Linked DNA regions of Homo sapiens: region 2 is linked to region 1. A link is an interaction called in ENCODE POLR2A ChIA-PET data of the cell type or tissue named here. Cell type or tissue: PC-9. All regions are shown on one strand. Each heading gives the region's core, and the rest is flanking DNA. Links, peaks and the distances in the headings are about the cores only.

Region 1 (11,515 bases), core at 3,072-7,071:
TCCTTCTCTGCCTACCACTCTCCTGCTGATGACAAGTCCACTTCTATACACTGCTTAGGCACAGCCCCCCAAGAAAGCTCTGCAGGGATGAGGAGCTGAGGCACCCGCATAGTCCAGCCTTAAGGGGTTTCTGTGATGCAAGTCCAAGGGTGGCTTAATTTCCTTGCCTTGAAACTTTCGGTTAAGGGTCACGGGGCAAACATTCTCGCTTCTGTGAATAGCTGGAGTTTCATGACAGTTGAAGTTTCTCTTTAGATCTTTGTTTCCTTCCCCTGAGTTCTGCATTTTCTTCCCATGTACGTGTGCCGTGGAGGAGAATGAAAAGAGGAAATGGCACAAAAGTGAACCTTGTTGGGTGGCTTTCAGGAAATGTCAGGTGCTGTTGTGGGCCTTTGTCACTCGAGTTGTCAGTCTAGGTGTGTGTGTAAACGGACATGGAATAAACAAGGGCTCCAAGTGGAACAGCTTGTTTTGGCCAAAAGAAGTGAGTTCAGGCCGAGCATGGTGGCTCACACCTGTAATCCCAGCACTTTGGGAGGCCGAGGTGGGTGGATAGTGAGGTCAGGAAATCGAGACCATCCTGGCTAACACGGTGAAACCCTGTCTCTACTAAAAATACAAAAAAAAAAAAAAAAAAAAAAAAAAAAAAAAAAAAAAACCAATTAGCCAGGGGTGGTGGCACTCGCCTGTAGTCCCAGCTACTCGGGAGGAGACTCGCTTGAACCAGGAGGTGGAGGTTGCAGTGAGCCGAGATCACGCCACTGCACTCTAGCCTGGGCGACAGAGCAAGATTCTGTCTCAAAAAAAATAAAAAATAAAAAAAGAAAGAAAAAAAAAGAAGTGAGTTCAGAGGCTGACATGTTTTGTGAATGCCAGACCAGCGGCTTGATGGGATCCTTTCTGGAGAACTCTGCGATTCAGGTTTGTGGCTGTGTGCTCCCTCAGGTGATGATTAACCCCCTTGTCAAGGAAGAGTGGGTTAATTGGTTATTAGCCAGAGCAAACAGGGAGAGGCCAAGCAGTCTTGAGTATGGACTCAGCCAGATCCCTGGGTTTCATTTCTGGTTCTTCCACCACCTGTGTGACCTTGACTCATTTTTTAAAACCTCTTTGTACCTCAGTTTCCCCTATGTAAGCTAGAAGTAATAATAATACCTACATCATAGGGCGGTGAGGATTCAGTGGCACGTCAAGTGCTTGTAACAGTGCCTGGCATGGAGTAGGATGGATTGTGAGTTAGCTATTATTATTGTTGTTGTTAGAGCCCTGCTTCCTTTACTTTCACTTTTACTGGGGAGAATTTCCCCCACATAATGTTAGAAGAAAGACCACAGGGAAGAAATGCATCTGAGCTCTGACCTCTGTTCGTGGAGTGAGCCATGGGCTGCCCATCTGGGTTCCCACATGGCCTTAGGGAAATGTTCTCCATGACAAATGCTAACAGGGTGTTTGGTGCAGCAGCAGCTTTGGAATTGATGAGAACTGGGCCACAACTTGTGACTTTGAGCCAGGGCTTTGGCTTTGTTGTTCGGGGATTAAAATCTCCACTGACTGTGGAAAGGAGTTGGAATCCCCTAGCATTCATGTGGATACAAACTCCAACCCCTTATGAGAGAGCGGGCTAGTGTTAGCTGGGACACAGGAGTCCCAGCCTCAGCTATGCCACCGCCTGGCAGGGGTTTAAGGCCAGGTCTTCTGGGCAGCCAGTGCCTCTTCTGTCACCTGGGGATAAGCATATCTAATAGGAATGTTGTGAGGGGCTAACAACATTTTATGAAATCCTGACACAGACACAGCAAAGTACAATGCCTGACTTGCCCCTTAGTAGTAAAATCATAGAACAGATACATTGAGAGGCTTACTTTTTAACTTGGAAAAGTAATATAGATGCTGTTAACTAATGTTTATTTAATATTTTATAGTTCCTAAAAGGGCTATCTGGTTTGATCTTTAAACTAGCAATGCAGGTTTCTGTTTGTTTACATTTGTTTCGATTGCCTTTGGCTGCCTGTTTCAGGAGAGGAGGTACAGAAGTGAACCCAGGTTCAGGCCAGAAATGAGAACATGGAATGGCCTTCATTTTACTGTATCAGAGAGGTAACATGAGTTCTTATTCTTTATGCCCTTAAGTAATTCTGAGGAGGAAGCACTTTAGAGATTGATAGCTAAGGTGTTGCTGGGAAGCTGAAAGCATCCATGGTGTCCAGGGAAGCTGAATGGAGGGCCAGTGATTCCCCTCCAAGCAGCAGGGCAGAGGTCTCCCCTGTCGACAGCCCTTGCCTGGTCCCCTTCAGCAGGGGGCAGTGGGAGGAAGAGAGGCAGTAGGCTTTGGATTCTCCCTCCTGCCCCAGGTGCAGACCCAAAGCTTCAGAGTCCATCCTACCTTCACCTAACCCTTCGTCCTTCTCCTGCACTCCAGCCAGGTGTTTCAGTGTGTAGTCTGTACCTGCCACACCCTCACCGCATCCCCCCAAGCCTGCACTGTCCTGTTCACCGCAAGGTTTTCTCTTCTTCCTATGGCCTCAGCTACTTTCCATTGCTGCCCTTGCCTCCTGATCCTGCCTGCCTTCAACTTTACTGTATTCTGAAAGGTTTAAAGGGAAAAGTCTTTTATGACCCACAATCCAAGGATCTGAAGGCATTGACATTTGGGTATATTTCCTTTTTATTTTGTTTTACTTTGTTTTTTTATAAATTTAAAAAATTTTAACATTTTATAAACAATTCATTTTATGTTAGAATTTTAACATAGTTGCTATACTTTGATTAAAATTTATCATTATGACGATATCAAAAAGACACCTGCATGCATATGTTTATCATAGCACAATTCACAATTGCAAAGATATGGAATCAACCTAAGTGTCCATCAACCAATGAGTGGATAAAGAATATGTGATATATGTATATACACATCACATATACACATACATATATACACATCACATATACACATACACAACACACCATGGAATACTGCTCAGCTATAAAAAGAACAAAATAATGTCTTTTGCAGCAACTTGGATGGAACTGAAGGACATTATTCTTTTTTTTTTTTTTTTTTTTGAGATGAAGTCTTGCTCAGTCACCCAAGCTGGAATGCAGTGGCCCAATGTCGGCTCACTGCAACCTCCACCTCCCAGGTTCAAGCGATTCTCCCACCTCAGCCTCCCGAGTAGCTGGGATTGCAGGCATCAGCCATCATGTCCAGGTAATTTTTGTAGCGACAGGGTTTCACCACGTTGGCCAGGCTGGTCTCGAACTCCTGACCTCAGGTGATCCACCCGCCTTGGCCTCCCAAAGTGCTGGGATTACAGGCGTGAGCCACCATGCCCATGAAGGCCATTATTCTAAGTGAAGTAACTCAGGAATCGAAAACGAAATGCCATATGTTCTCACTTGTAAGTAAGTGGAAGCTAAGCTATGGGTACACAGAGGCATGCAGAGTGATATAATGGACTATGGAGACTCAGAAGGGCAGGATGGGAAGGGGATGAGGGATGAAAAACAACCTATTAGGTACAATGTACACTACCTGGGTGATGAGTACTCTAAAATCCTAGACTTTACCACTGTACAGTTCATCTATGTAACCAAAACCCACTTGTACACCTAAAGCTATTAAAAAATTTTTTTTAAATAAAAAATCATTGTATTCCCCTATGTCTTTATAAATGTTTTTAATGACTGCATGCTATTTTAGGCTTTTTTAGCCATTCTTTTAAAATATTAGAGAACTAAGTTGTTGCTCATTTTTTGATGTTGTACATCATTCCAATTTGAATGCACATAAACCTTGGATCCCATTTCACATTATTTGAGATGGATTCCTGTAAAAATAAGTACTGAGTCAAAGGTTTTCAACATTGGAAAGTTTTCTTTCTTATCACAAAAGCAACAGATTTGTATTGTGGAAGATACAGGACAGTGTAAAAAGTAAACATGTACCTCTATTCTCACCAACCAGTTGCTGTTTGTGTCGCCGGGTTCTCCCCCTCCAGGACAAATGTCCTCTTCAGGCTTGCTCCATGCGTGGCCTGTCGGCTGGCAGCATGGCATCACCTGGGAGCTTGTTAGAAATGCAAAAGCTCAGGCCTGCCCCAGACATTGAATCAGAATCTGTCTTTTAACAAGATCTATATTCAAGTTTCGGAAGTCTTAGTCCCTGAGGCCACCACCTTACCAGTCACGGTGGGCTGGCATTAATTACCTCTGATCTGTGAATATACGTACATTTTTCCTATTTCCCTGATACTGGGATGTACCACTGTGTCTACCACTGGTTTGCACCCTCCTGTCTCCCTTAACGTAAGACCGTGTAAGGACAAGAGCAGGCTCCCCTCAGTAACACCGGTTCAGGGATCAGCAGGATCTCATCTCATCCCCCTATGAGAAGCCCTGCTACACACAGCTTTATCTTGTATCTGTCATTTAACATTATATTGTCAGCATTTTCCTGTTATTTAGTTTTTCTCTCAAGTTTATCTTTCATGGCTGCAGGTGGTAATCCATCTTATGACTGTCTGATAATTCATTTGACTCATTCCCTATTGTTAGACATTAAGTTGTTTTGATTCTTTTGGGGACTGGGGAGGGTATACTGTGGGCTATTATAAGTATGCCAAAGTGAACTGCTTCCGCAGTAATTATTTCCCTCAACCCAGATTATTTCCTTATGACAAGTTACCAGAGTGCAGACACTGGGTCAAAAGGCATGAACGTTTTAAACCCTCCTTAAAATGCCGCAGGAGTATACAAAGTGCCCTGACATGGTGCCCTCCCAGACACTGGGTAGTGTGGTCTGTAGACAGACTCCAGGGAGCAGGGTCATGCCTCATTCGCATCACGCCTCCAGGGCTGGTGTAGAGCCAACTCTGAGGGTCACTCTAAGGGGACCTGGGGGAATGGAAAGGAAGTGACGGAAGGATGGGCAAGCTGCCTGTGGTGGTGGTGCTCCTTTCCTCCTGGCCTGAGTCCTGAGTCACAGTAGATGTCACTGACCAGGCAGCAGCCTTCCTCAGGGTGTGTCCACAAAGTTTAGCCTTTCCTCCCGGCACCCGTCTTCCAGTGGCTTGGGAGCTGGAGCAGGTGGTGGAGGCCTGAAATGACTACTTGGTGAGTCTGGAATGTGCCGGACCTGATTGCTGCCAAGCTTGTTTTTGCTTCACGAGTCTGAGACTGTTGGGTTCTCTAATACTTTTTTCCTCTCACCAGCAGACCAGGAACCTGATATTAAGTAAACTTTATTCTAAAAGGTACACTCAGACAATTCCTTTTTTTTTTTTTTGACACTGAGTTTCACTCTTGTTGACCAGGCTGGAGTGCAATGGTGCGTTCTCGGCTCACTGCAACCTCCACCTCCCAGGTTTAAGTGATTCTCCTGCCTCAGCCTCTCGAGTAGCTGGGATTACAGGTGCCTGCCACCATGCCCGCCTAATTTACTTCTTCTTCTTTTTTTTTTTGTTGTTGTTGAGATGGAGTTTCGCTCTTGTTGCCCAGGCTGGAGTGCACTGGTGCGATCTCAGCTCACTGCAACCTCCACCTCCCAGGTTCAAGTGATTCTCCTGCCTTGGCCTCCCGGGTAGCTGGGATTACAGGCACCTGCCACCATGCTTAGCTAATTTTTTTTTTTTTTTGAGACGGAGTTTTGCTCTTGTTGTCCAGGCTGGAGTACAATGGTGCAATCTGCTCACCATAACCTCCACCTGCCAGGTTCAAGTAATTCTCCTGCCTCAGCCTCCCAAGCAGCTGGGATTACAGGCATGCACCACCACGCCCACCTAATTTTTTTGTTGGTCAGGCTGGTCTCTCTGCCAGTATACAATCAGTTCCCACCTGTAGCCCCAGATAGCCATTGAACTTCTTTCTGTCTCTTGCCTTGTCTGGGAAATTTCAAATAAGAGGAATCTTGGGATATGTAGTTTTATGTGTCAGGCATCTCTCACTTAGCACAACATTTTTGAGGTTCATCCATGTTGCAGCATGTATCAGTAGTTTGTTCCTTTGTATTGCTGAGTAGCATACAGTTTTATAAATGTACTGCATTTTATTTATCCACTCACCAGTTGATGAACATTTGAATTGTTCCCAGGGCTTGGCTATTATGAATAATGTTGCTATAAACGAGGTAATGTTGCTATCTACAAGTGTTAGTATGGACCTTATTTGTATTTCTCTTGAGTAGATTTGTAGGGGTATAATTGCGGAGTCATGTGGTAAGTTTATGTTTAACTTTTTAAGAAACTGCCAAACTATTTTCCAAAAGCGGCTGTGCAATGTTAGAGTCCCACTAACAGTGTATGAGGATTCTCTACATTCTTGCCAACATTTGAAATTGTTAGTCGTTCTTATTATAGATATTCCAAAGGGTATATAATGGTGTCTCATTGGCAGTTTTAATTTGCATTTCCCTAATGACTAATGCTGTTGAGTTCCTTTTCATGTGCTTATTAGTTACTTATATGTCTTCTTTTTTATTGGATATTTGATCTATATTGATATCAATATAGATCTATATCATCTTTGATGACACGTCTAGTTACATCTTTTGCCCCATTTTAAAACTGGATTATTTCTCACCATCCTCTTATTGAGGTTCAAGAATTTTAAGGTATATATCTGGATGCAAATTCTTTATCAAATATATGGTTTGGGGCTGGGTGCAGTGGCTCACACCTGTAATCTCAGCACTTTGGGAGGCCAAGGCCAGCAGATCACCTGAGATCAGGAGTTCAAGATCAGCCTGGCCAACATGGCGAAACCCCGCCTCTACTAAAAATACAAAAATTAGCTGGGCGCGGTGGCATGCGCCTGTAATCCCAGCTACTCAGGAGGCTGAGGCACAAGAATTACTTGAACCTGGGAGGCGGAGGTTGCAGTGACCCAGGATCGTACCACTGCACTCCAGCTTGGGAGAGAGAACGAAACTCTGTCTCAAAAAATAAAAAAATAAAAAACAAATAAATAGTTTGAAAATATTTTCCCCAGACCCATGACTTTTTCCCTAATGGTGCCTTTTAAAGAAAAAAAAAGTTTTAAATTTTGATGAAGCCTAAGTTGTTGATTTCTTTTATGGTTTGTGTTTTTAATCTTATATCTAATAAGTACTTGCTGAACCTTATACAAGTCTTGTGGACATGTTTTGTTATGTTTTTGAGATGGAGTCTCACTCTGTCACCCAGGCTGGAGTGCAGTGGCGCATTCTCGGCTCACTGCAACCTCCACCTCCCAGGCTCCAGTGATTCCCCTGCCTCAGCCTCCTAAGTAGCTGGGATTACAGGTGCACGCCACCATGCTCAGCTAATTTTTGTATTTTTAGGAGAGACGTGGTTTCACCATGTCGACCAGGTTGATCTCGAACTCCTGACCTCAAGTGATCCGCCCACCTTGGCCTTCCAAAGTACTGGGATTATAGGCGTGAGCCTCTGCACTTGGCCGACCTGTTTTAATTACTCCTAGGTAAATATCTAGTAGTAGAAGTACTGGATCATAGGATAAGCCTATGTTGAAATGCCACACTATTTTCCAAGGGGATACACCATTTTACACCTCAAACAGCAGCGTATAGGAGTTCTCGTTACTCTACATCTTTTCCAATATTTGGTATTGTTGGTCTTTCTGATTTTAGTCATTCTGATGGATGTGAAATTGTATGTCATTGTCATTTTAATTAGCTTTATCCTGATAACTAATGATGTTGAGTACCTTTTTGTTTGCTATTGGCCATTTGTACATATTCTTTTTGGAGTGTCTTTTTAAGTATTTTGCCCATTTTTGTTTGAGTAGTTTGACTTTTTGTTATTCATTTGTAGGCACTCTTTATATATGTGGTCTGGTAGTCTGGGCACAAGTCTTTTGTTAGATAGATGTGTTGTAAGCATTTTCTCCCAGTCTGTAATTGCCTTTTCATTTTCTTATGATGAACAGAAGAATCTAATTTTAATGAGTTCACTTTATCAATTTTTTTTCTATTTGGTGCTTTTTGTGTTTTGCTTGAGAATTCTTTACTCTAAGGTTGCAAACATATTCTCCTTTGTTTTCCTTGTAGAGTCTTACCTTTTATAGCTATGCTTGTGATCTCTCCTGAGTTAATTTCTGTTAATGGTGTGAAGTGGAGTTAAGGTCCTTTTTTTTTCATACGGTTATCCAGTTAGTCCAGCACAGTGTGTTGAAAAGACTTTCCTTTCCTCCATTGAATTGCATTGGTACTTTCTTATAAATCAAGTGGACTGGTTTGAACTCTTAAGCTCATTGTCTTGAGTTCTATAATTTATAAGTCTTGAAATCAGGTAGTGTAAGTCGTCCAACTTTGTTATTGGCTATTCTAACCCTTTGTATTTTCATATATATTTTAGCATCAGCTTGTGAATATCTTTAAAAAAGAAAAAGGCCTGGTTGGATTTTGATCAGAACTACATTGAATCAACTAATCTGGGGAGGATTGACATGTTAATAATATTAATCTTCTTATCCATGAACATGGCATATCTCTGTTAAGGTCTTTAGGTTTTTTTGGCAGTGTTTTGTAGCTTTTAGCATTGACATTTTATAAATATTTATACAAATTTATTCTTATTTTATGTTTTTGAGTCTATTGGAAATGATATATTTTCCTTCATTTTTGAATTTTGTTGCTATATATAGCAATGTGGTTTTAAAAATTGACCTGTGATCTTAACTAAATTCATTTATTAATTCCAGTAGATTTTTTGTAAGTACCTTAGGATTATCAATATACATAAATGCCATCTACAAATAGTTTTATCTTATCCTTTCTAGTCTGTATGCCTTTCTTTTATTTTCTCGCCTTACTGAATGGGCTAGGATATCCTAAAATGTTGAGTAGATGTAGTAAGGACAGATATCCTTACCTTGTTTCCAATTTTAGGGGTAAAGTGGTCAGTCTTTCACACTTAAGTATAATGATAGCTATAGATTTTTCATAGATGTTCCTTATCAGGTTGAGGAAACCATCAGTTTCCTACTTTGCTGAGAGGTTTTTATCATGAATGGTTGTTGAATTTTTTCCAAAGATTTTTCTGCATCTCTCAAGATGGTCATATGCTTGTTTTCTGTATTCAGTAATGTGAATATATTTATTTTTCATCTGTTGGCACTTTCTCTTCACCTCAAATTAGGGAAAAGACCACAGTTACCCATTTTGGTTTTTTGTTTTTTTTTTTAATTACTCAGCTTTAACACTTGAATATCTTGGCATTTGTGCATGGAATATTAGTTCAGGAACATGATTTAGACAATTTGAATCAGACAATTTCCATAAAATATTTTATAAACTAAAAAGCAGCGTTTGTGTGTGTGTGTGTGTATGTGTGTGTAGAGTTATTTGGCTTGAGAGCCCTGCCTGCCCAACAAACTTATCTTAAACTCTCATCATTATTAGTCTCATGCTTAAAAAAAAAAAAGTATCATTTAAGTGAAGACTTCAGGCAGTTGAGGGAGCAAGCTACATGAGTATAAGAAAGAAGACCATCCCAGGCAGAATGGTCTTCTGAAGCACAAGTTCAAAGGCCCTGAGGTCCCAGAGGTATCCAGAAAACTGTCTCTTCAAAATTGCTTTTGCCTGACATTGAAGCAGACAGCAGGGGCTAAGAAAACATCACCACCTTCTGGCAGAATAGAAGGACTGAGCTGCTCAGGTCAAATCATTATAGTAAAATATACCTAAAATTTACCATCTTAACCATTTTTAAGTGTACAGGTCAATGGCACTAAGTACATTCACATTGTTGAGCAACTGATACTGCTATCTACGCATCTTCAGAACTTTTTCATCCTGTGCTGAAAACCTGCACCCATTAAACAGTAACTCCTCATTCTTCCCTTCTCCTAGCTCCTGGCTACTGTTTACTTTTTGTCTATGAATTTGATTATTCTAGGTACCTCATATATATGGGATCATATGATATTTGTCATCTTCTGTCTGCTTATTCACTTAGTGTAATGTCTTACGGGTTCTTCCACCTTCAGCATGTATCAGAATTTCTTTTCTTTTTTTTTTTTTTGAGACGAAGTCTTGCTCTGTCACCCGGGGTGGAATGCAGTGGCCCGATCTTGGCTCACTGCAACCTCTGCCTCCCAAATTCAAGTGATTCTCCTGCCTCAGCCTCCCTAGTAGCTGGGATTACCGCCATCTGCTACCATGCCCAGCTACTTTTTGTATTTTTAGTAGAGACAGGGTTTCACCATGTTGGCCAGGCTGGTCTCGAACTCCTGACCACAGGTGACCCATCTGCCTTGGCCTCCCAAAGTATTGGGATTATAGGCATAAGCCACCGTGCCCGGCCAGGATTTCATTTCCTTTTAAGACTGAATAATATTCTACTGTATGGATATAAAGTCGTTCTTAGGAGATGTGTATGTTATATTTCTGAATCCTGAGAATGGAAACAAAACAGGTAGAATGGTAGTGGGGCAAGCTGGCGTAGGTCTGGGATACTGTTACCAAAGACTTATAGGAGAACTGGACCCCGGCTGATTGGGTCCTGACATCACACCTGACAATGTGATGGTGAAAAAAGGATCTCCCTTAGGTGGTTGTTCTGGTTCAGTTTCTCAGCAATGATGAATAACCGTGGTTTCAGAAACCATGAACAACTAAGCATGAAGAATGTCATAACCTCTCTGGTGGTTGAGTCATACAAGGAGCCACATTCAGAAGCCCGGGATGGAGAGTGGGGTCTCAGGGACTATTGAGCACAGATTTCTGATTGCTACTTTCCAGATCATTGTATGCTTAGGCCGTTTATTTTGATGAAGAAAGCAAGACTAAAGGACATGATAATCATTGAGAACCAGGAGGCAATCTCTAGTTCAGATGTTCTTTTAAAAACTTTTTTTTTTTTTGAGACGGAGTCTCGCTCTGTCCCCCAGGCTGGAGTGCAGTGGCGCGATCCCGGCTCACTGTAAGCTCCGCCTCCCGGGTTCACGCCATTCTCCTGCCTCAGCCTCCTGAGTAGCTGGGACTGCAGGTGTCTGCCACAACGCCTGTCTAATTTTTTGTATTTTTAGTAGAGGCGGGGTTTCACCGTGTTAGCCAGGATGGTCTCGATCTCCTCACTTCGTGATCCGCCCATCTCGGCCTCCCAAAGTGCTGGGATTACAGGCGTGAGCCACTGCGCCCGGCCTTAAAAACTCTTTTTAAACCTCTTCTGTGAGCATGTTTGCTAAGCGGTCAGCCCATAAGTATCTGAACAACTGTTCTTATAATCCTTTGTTGCTCTTATTAATCCCATTCCTATATTGTTGATTTTTTTTAAGATATATTTTCTATTTGTTGATGTTGTTCTTAAAACTCAGTACCTGAATGACTAGTACAAGGTATGCAACTCCTTTCTCTTTAATTCTGAACCTTATACTTGTATTACTTATCTGTTCCCACCAAAATGATGACGAGGTGAATATATGTGTAGAATTTGCAGTCAATAAAATACAGTCACATTGTAAGGGAAGTTTATGTGAAAATATACATCACCAGAATACTAATTTACAAGCAAAC
Region 2 (7,757 bases), core at 1-4,000, 190 kb after region 1:
GAGGGTTCTTTGAAAGAAAAATTGCTTTAAATCAAGCAATTCTCTTTTGTCATTAAAATAAGCTATTTTCTATTTTTATTTTTAAAAACTATTTAAAACAATATAATTATGCAAGTGTGTATATATGTATTTGATTTTTTTGTTTTCTTTTGTTTTTATTTATTTTTTTGACACAGTCTCCTCTGTTGCCCAGGCTGGAGTGCAGTGATGTGATCTCAGCTCACTGTAACCTACACCTCCCATGTTCCCCCCCTGAGAAGGATCCTCCCACCTCAGCCTCTGGCTAATTTTTTTTTTGTATTTTTAGTAGAGACGGGGTTTCACCATGTTGCCCAGGCTGGTCTTGAGCTCCTGGGCTAAAGTGATCTGCCCAGCTCAGCCTCCCAAAGTGCATGAGCCACCGTGCCCAGCTTGATATTTTAATTTTTACTTGAATGAAATCATTTACTGAAAGCAATACATGTTGATGCACACACAAAATTACTGAAGTTCATCAAATTGTCAAGCATTCAGTAATATATACAGCATTATTATTTTTAATCATTTTCAAACTGAAAACTCCTTTTCTTTTTCAGGGATATCATGATAACACATTTTGAACCTTCCATCTCCTTTGAGGGCCTTTGCAATGAGGTTCGAGACATGTGTTCTTTTGACAACGAACAGCTCTTCACCATGAAATGGATAGATGAGGAAGGTGAGTGGTAAAGACAGGGCTGCCTGTGTAAGCATTTTAAGATCTTATTCTATCATTTGTTGTAAAAATATAATGAGTCCTAAAAAGTTTAAGAGGAAAGACTATTAGAAATTTGATGCCATTCTTGTTTTTTCTTTAAGTATTTAAAAGAATACTGAAGAGCACAATCTTTTTTTTGCCCCTTTTACGCCAAAATGATGTGAAATTAACTTGACTTTTTTTTTTTTTTTTTGAGACGGAGTCTCGCTCTATCGCCCAGGCTAGAGTGCAGTGGCCTAATCTTGGCTCACCAAAACCTCCACCTCCCGGGTTCAAGCGATTCTCCTGCCTCAGCCTCCCAAGTAGCTGGGACTACAAGTGTGCACCACCATGCCCGGCTAATTTTTGTATTTTTAGTAGAGACGGGGGTTTCGCTATGTTGGCCAAGCTGGTCTCAAACTCCTGACCTTATGATCTGCCCACCTCGGCCTCCCAAAGTGCTGGCATTGCAGGCGTGAGCCACTGTGCCCAGCCTAACTTGACTTTTTTAAGCATAAGGTAAGCATCTCATCAAATAGTGTGATGTTTTACTTTAATTTTGTTTTTTCTTTGAATTAAATTTTTTTTTTTTATTTTTTAAAGACAGGGTCTTGCTAAGTTGTCCAGGCTGGTCTCCAACTCCTGGCCTCAAGTGATCTTCCCATCATGACCTCCCAAAGTACTGGGATTGCAAGCAGGAGCCACTGCATTCAGCTTCACTTTATTTTTTAATTTAAATTTTTTTTTTTTGAGACAGAGTCTGGCTCTGTCGCCCAGGCTGGAGTGTAGTGGCATGATATCAGCTCACTGTAACCTCCGCCTCCAAGGTTCAAGCAATTCTTGTGCCTCAGCCTCCCAAGTAGCTGGGATACAGGGGTGCACCACCACACCCAGATAATTTTTGTATTTGTAGTAGAGACGGGGTTTTGCCGTGTTGCCCAGGCTGGTCTTGAACTCCTGGCCTCAAGTGATCTGCCCACCTAGGCCTCCCAAAGTGCTGGGATTACAGGTATGGGCCACCACACCTGGCCCCCAGCTTCACTTTAATTTTGAATATGTGTTGTCTTATATTTTAATTTAAGAGATTACCTATTTTTAAGCTGAATATTACCTTAAAGAAAATATTGTGGAATGAAAGTGATTTTGACAATCATTATTTCAAAGTAGTGGCAGAAACCTGATACCTCAGTGACTTGTACTCAGAAAACATTTATCATATATGTAGGCTTACGCCTGTAATCCCAGCACTTTAGAGTCTGAGGTGGGAGGATTGCTTGAGGCCAGGAGTTTGAGAACAGCCTGGGCAACATTGTGAGACCCTGTCTCTACAAAAAGTTTTTAAAACTTATCTGGTGGTAGCGTGCACCTGTGGTCCCAGCTACTTGGGAGGCTGAGGTGGGAAGATTGCTCGAGCCTGGAAGGTCAAGGCTGAAGATGGGCCCTGATTGTGCCACTGCACTCCAGCAACAAAGCAAGCAAAGCAAGACCCTGTCTCAAAAAAAAAAAAAAAAGAAAGAAAAAGGGAAAAAGAAGCAAATATCTGTGTGCTGAGGACAGACATTTCCTATCCTCAAACCCATAGTCTGATAGGGAGATGGACACATGTGTAACAAATGTGATAAATTCTGGAACATAAACGCATAGGGGCCTTGAGGAATACAAAGGAAGACACATCTATAATACATCTGCAATGTTTGACATAAACCTGTAACAGAGTAGAAGTTTTTGAGGTAGAGGAGGTGAGGAGAAAACCATATAGGCTGAAGAAGAATATGTAGAAAGGCACAGAAATGTGAAGAACATGATGAGTGAAAAGCAGTAATTCACTGTATCTGAAGTATGAAGTGGTGAAGTATGAATTGGCCTACAGTTTAACAGGCTCCACGGGTGAGTTGTATGAATACAGAAATTTGTTTGAGAAGCATGAGACTAGATCCCCAAGAGCTTTGCAGATCACATTAAATTTTATTTTACATGACTATTATGGAAGTCTAGTTAAAAGGTACCCTAAAGAAAGGGTGGGTTGGGGGTGAGGGATAAAGGCCTACATATTGGGTACAGTGTACACTGCTCAGGTGATAGGTGCAGCAAAATCTCAGAAGTCACCACTAAAAGAACTTACTCATGTAACCAAACACCACCTGCTCCTTGAAAACCTGTGGAAATAAAAAAAGAGAGAAGATACCCTAAATATACTACTTTTTTTACAATAGTTTTCTGTTAATTGTTATACAAATAGAATTTCATTTTAAGGAATGTCATAATATTTAGCTCAATATTTGGGATCATTTCTATCTTCCCTGATATAAAGAACTCTGGAAAGTCATTATTGAAGCTCCAAGCTATAGGTAAACATAAACACATTCTCATTTTTTAAAACAGTGTTCCTGAAGTAATTCATGTTCACTGTTCAGGAAAAAAAGTAGTGCAAAAATTTATGAAATGTAAAAAGAAGCCTCCTGTTTTTCCTTTTTTCTCTCTCCTCCCTCACCAATTCCAATTGTAAGAGAATAGCTTAGTATGTATCCTTCTATATATTTTCTATGCATTTGCAAACGTGTATGTATGTTTCTATAAATTCTTTATTAACAGTTTTATTAACATGACAAATGACATACAGCTGATATTTTGCAGACCTGGTGGGCATGGGGAGCTTGGAGCCCAGTGCCACCCACCCTGGCCCTCCATGGCCTTAAAAAAAAATTATATGGGGCCGGGCATGGTTTCTCATGCCTATAATCCCAGCATTTTGGGAGGCCGAGGCGGGTGGATGGCCTGAGGTCAGGAGTTCGAGACCAGCCTGACCAGCATAGTGAAACCCCATCTCTACTGAAAATAGAAAAATTACCTGAGCGTGGTGGCGGGTGCCTGTAATCCCAGCTACTAGAGAGGGTGAGGCAGGAGAATCACTTGAACCTGGGAGACGGAGGTTACAGTGAGCTGAGATTGTGTCGTTGTACTCCTGCCTGGGCAACAGAGCGAGACTCCATTTCAAAAAAAAAAAAATTATATACAAATCGTTATGCAGTGTTTTCCTTTATAGTATGCGCTGGACATTTTTTCATTTCAGTGTACTTCAATTTGCATCATTACTCTTTTTTTTTTTTTAGTACTGCATAGTATTACATATTATAGATGTTTCATGATTAATCCCTTATCGATGGACATTTGGACTATTTCTAGTTTTTCACTACCATAAACAATATATAATGAACATTTCTTTTCTTTTTTTTTTTTTTTTTGAGACAGTCTCACTCTGTTGCCCAGGCTGGAGTGCAGTGTCTCGATCTCCGCCCACTGCAACCTCCTCCTCCTTGGTTCAAGCAATTCTTGTGCCCCAGCCTCCTGAGTAGCTGGGATTACAAGCGTGCAACACCATGCCTGCCTAATTTTTGTATTTTTAGTAGAGACGGGGTTTCACCATGTTGGCCAGGCTGGTCTTGAACTCTGGCCTCAAGTGATCCACCCGCCTTGGCCTCCCAAAGTGCTGGGATTACAGGCATGAGCCACCACTCCCAGCCTTATTTATTTATTTCTCTTTTAATACAGAGGCTGGGTTCTCACTATGTTGCCCAGGCTAGTCTTGAACTCTGGCCTTAAGTGATCCTCCTGACCTAGCCTCCCAAAGTGCTGGGATTACAGGTGTGAGCCACTATGTCAAAACATATGTATATCAAAACATCATGTTATATACCATAAATATAATTTTTGTCCATTAAAAAATTAAACTAGTTTTTCACACAACTACATGAAATGAGAGGATTTTTTCATTCTTGCCCTTACCAACCTTAGATATGAATCATAAACATTTTTAAAGATCAGTAAGTGAAATGCTAACCTGGTATTTCAAATTTTGCATTAAGAGGAAAGTTGAGTATCTTTATCTTTTTGACCTACCCTATCACAAAGATAGTTTAAATATGGTTACTTATAAATGTCATGACTATCTCACAATATGTCTTCAGCCAGAAAATGAGACTATATATAATTTAGCACAGTGTGCAACTTATGCTTAGCATTCAATAAAATGCTTCTTATCATAAATGAATATTCTTATTTTAATCCTGATCATTTCATACCATTTATTTGCTGATTAGAGTTGTTTTTCAGTCAATGATTTTCAAATTGCAGCACACATAGGCATCACTGGATAATGCTTTTTATTAGACGTACTTAGTTTAGCGATAGTCCATTAAACGTTTTTATAATACCTTTGTATTATCCTTGCCTGGAGAGTTCTGTTCCCAGATTGTCACCTGGCTGTCTCTCATCATTCAGGTTTTAACTCAAATGTCATGTCCTCCAAGAAGCCTTCCTATCTCCATTCATTTTGTATCTTCTTGCCCTGTTTTTTCTCTTGTATGGTAGAGTGTTTTTTTTTTTTTGTATGGTAGAGTGTAAGCTCCATGAGAGCAGAGGTCTTGTCTGTTTTGTTCATGTTGGAGCTGCAGTGCCTAGAGCAATACTAAATAATACTATGCTCAAAAAATATTTGTGGCTGAGTGCGGTGGCTCATGCTTGTAATCCCAGCATTTTGGGAGGCCAAGGCAGAAGGATCCCTTGAGCCCAGAAGTTTGAGACCAGTCTGGGCAACATAGTGAGATAGTGAGACCCTGTCCCTACAAAAAAAATTTTTTTTTTAGTTAGCTGGGCATGGTGGTACACACCTATAGTCTCAGCTACTCAAAAAGCTAAGGTGGAAGGATTGCTTGAGCATGGGAGATGGAGGCTGCAGTGAGCCATGATTGTGCCACTGCACTCCAACCTAGGCAACAAAGCAATACCCTGTTTCCAAAAAAAAGATATATGTGTATATATATATTTGTGAGTTGTACAAGAGGCTAGCAACAAGCCTTTCCCTGGTTTAATTTTGCTTCAGTTATTGGAGACTTAAGCATTGACAGTTACTGTTTATTCTGTTTTTTTTTTCTTAAAGTAGCATATTTTAATTAACAGATGCACATAGTAAATTAACTTTCTGATGCAACAGTCTTATTATAATGCATTTCATACTTCTTTCTCCCTAAGTAGCTATTAAGTTTCCAAGTTTTCTGGGGAAAGCTATGAAGCTCTAGGCTTTGTCTTGTTCAAGTAAAAGGTTAAATTTTTCATTAAGGTCTGTTGATTCCCATGCGATCCTTCTCACCTTGCTTAATTCTGATACCAATCTTTTCTTAATTTTAGGCATACAGAGCCAACAGTAATTATTTTTAAGTTACTTTCAATTAGTTTTCAGTTGTAATTTTGTCACCTTTGTTTTTAATCATGTAGGCATTGGGGCATGTCGGTCTGATCTGGAGAAAAAAAATTCTCTAGGATCAAAGACAGGACAGTCACTTGATTTCTCTGGCATATGAGAAGTGCTGTTCCTCAAGCCAAACATTTAATTGTTGGAATTTTATGTTGGAGCAAGTAAAGATCTTAAGCTTACTTCATCTGTTTAAAGAGATTTAAGACAACTGCCCTTTTTCCTTGTACTCAAAACCAGTCTTAGTGATTTGTTTTACTGTGGAAAAACTGGTTTGCTTAATCTAACTAAACATTTTAGAATGAGTAGTAATTTTGTAACCATCATGCCACACTCCTCTTTCTCATAAATTCTTGTGTAACAAAAGTGTGGGACAGGGAATGACAAATGTGACTTTATTTTTTTAACAAATGTAAGTTTTCAGTTCTTTTTTTTAAATTTTTAATTAACAGATAATAATTGTATATGTTCGTGGGATACAGTGTGATGTTTCAATACATGTATATGTTGTGGAATGAAAAAATCAGGGTAATTAACACATCTATTACCTCAAATACTTATTTCTTTGTGGTGAGGACATTTAAAATCCACTCTTTTTGTTATTTTGAAATACACAATACATTATTATGAATTGTAGTCACCATGCTATGCAATAGATCACCAGAACTTACTACTCCTGTCTAACCACAACCTTGTACCCTTTAACTGGCACCTCCTTTCTCTATCTAACCCACTCCCTCCAGCCTCTGGTACTCTCTACGTGTATGAGTTCAACTTTTTTAGATTCCATATATCATGTGGTGTTTGCCTTTGTATGCCTGGCTTATGCTTATTTCACTTAGCATAATGTCCTCTAGGTTCATCCATGTTGTTGAATATGACATAATTTTCTGCTTGAGGCTGAGTAGTATTCCATTGTGTGTATATGCCATATTTATTTCATCTGTTTATCCATTGATGGGCATTTCAATTGTTTCCATATCTTAGCTATTGTGAATGATGCAGATGCTACAGCGTAGTTCACCTTTGTTTTGAGAGAGGGAGAGAGAGAGACAGAGACAGAGAGAGAGAGAGAAAAGGCCTCACTCTGTTACTCAGGCTGGAGTGTACTGATGCAATTATAGCTCACTGCAGCCTCAAACCTATGGGCTTTTGAGATCCTCCCATCGCAGCCTCTTAGCTACAGGTGTGTACCACCATGCCTAGCTACTTTAAAAAAAATTCTTTTGGCTGGGTGCAGTGGCTCACACCTGTAATCTCAGCACTTGGGGAGGCTGAGGCAGGAGGATCACCTGAGGTCGGGCCAACATGGAGAAACCCTGTCTCTACTAAAAGTACAAAATTAGCTGGGCGTGGTAGTGCATGCCTGTAATCCCAGCTACTTGGGAGGCTAAGGTAGGAGAATTGCTTGAACCCGAGAGATGGAGGTTGCGGTGAGCCGAGATCGTGCCATTGCACTCTAGCCTGGGCAACAATAGCAAAACTCCGTCTCAAAAAAATTTTTTTTGTAGAGACAGGGTCTTGTTACATTGTTGCCCAGGCTGGTCTTGAACTCCTGGCCTTAGCCAGGAGTTGAATTCAACCAACTCTTTGGCTGAATGTGTAGCCAATGCTACTTCACCTATTTAGATAGCTGTATTATGGCTCCAAAGCTGAAAACTGAAAAATTAATATTAACAGCCAGGCATAGGGCTCATGCCTGTAATTCCAGCACTTTGGGAGGCTGAGGCAAGAGGATTGCTTAGCCCAGGAGGTTGAGGCTGCAGTGAGCCAAGATTGCACCACTGCACTCTA

Evidence for each region. Peaks named below come from ENCODE experiments on the same cell type or tissue, not always from the same donor. Only the 100,000 strongest peaks of a DNase experiment are listed, where the experiment ranks them.
Region 2: POLR2A ChIA-PET joins it to region 1 with 9 read pairs; 2 of 35 experiments call an interaction of 5 or more read pairs at or near these places.

Annotation. Positions count from the first base shown.
Region 1 is chr3:170,044,790-170,056,304 of GRCh38, forward strand. All of the region lies in intron 2 of GPR160 (G protein-coupled receptor 160), which reads left to right. It overlaps LOC124909455 (a long non-coding RNA gene), which reads right to left. Exons shown (of 3, transcript XR_007096156.1): 3 at 2,648-4,069. Among named protein-coding and RNA genes, the nearest start is that of GPR160, 13 kb to the left of the region's middle. RefSeq lists enhancers at 298-347, 927-1,427, 1,388-1,547, 10,272-10,411, 10,742-10,801 and 2 more. In PC-9, for the core only: no CTCF peak of the experiment used is centred there; a DNase peak (open chromatin) is centred at 5,052; H3K4me3 peaks cover 2,602 bases; H3K27ac peaks cover 3,910 bases.
Region 2 is chr3:170,234,655-170,242,411 of GRCh38, forward strand. It overlaps PRKCI (protein kinase C iota), which reads left to right. Exons shown (of 18, transcript NM_002740.6): 2 at 576-697. Among named protein-coding and RNA genes, the nearest start is that of PRKCI, 16 kb to the left of the region's middle. In PC-9, for the core only: no CTCF peak of the experiment used is centred there; no DNase peak of the experiment used is centred there; H3K27ac peaks cover 7 bases.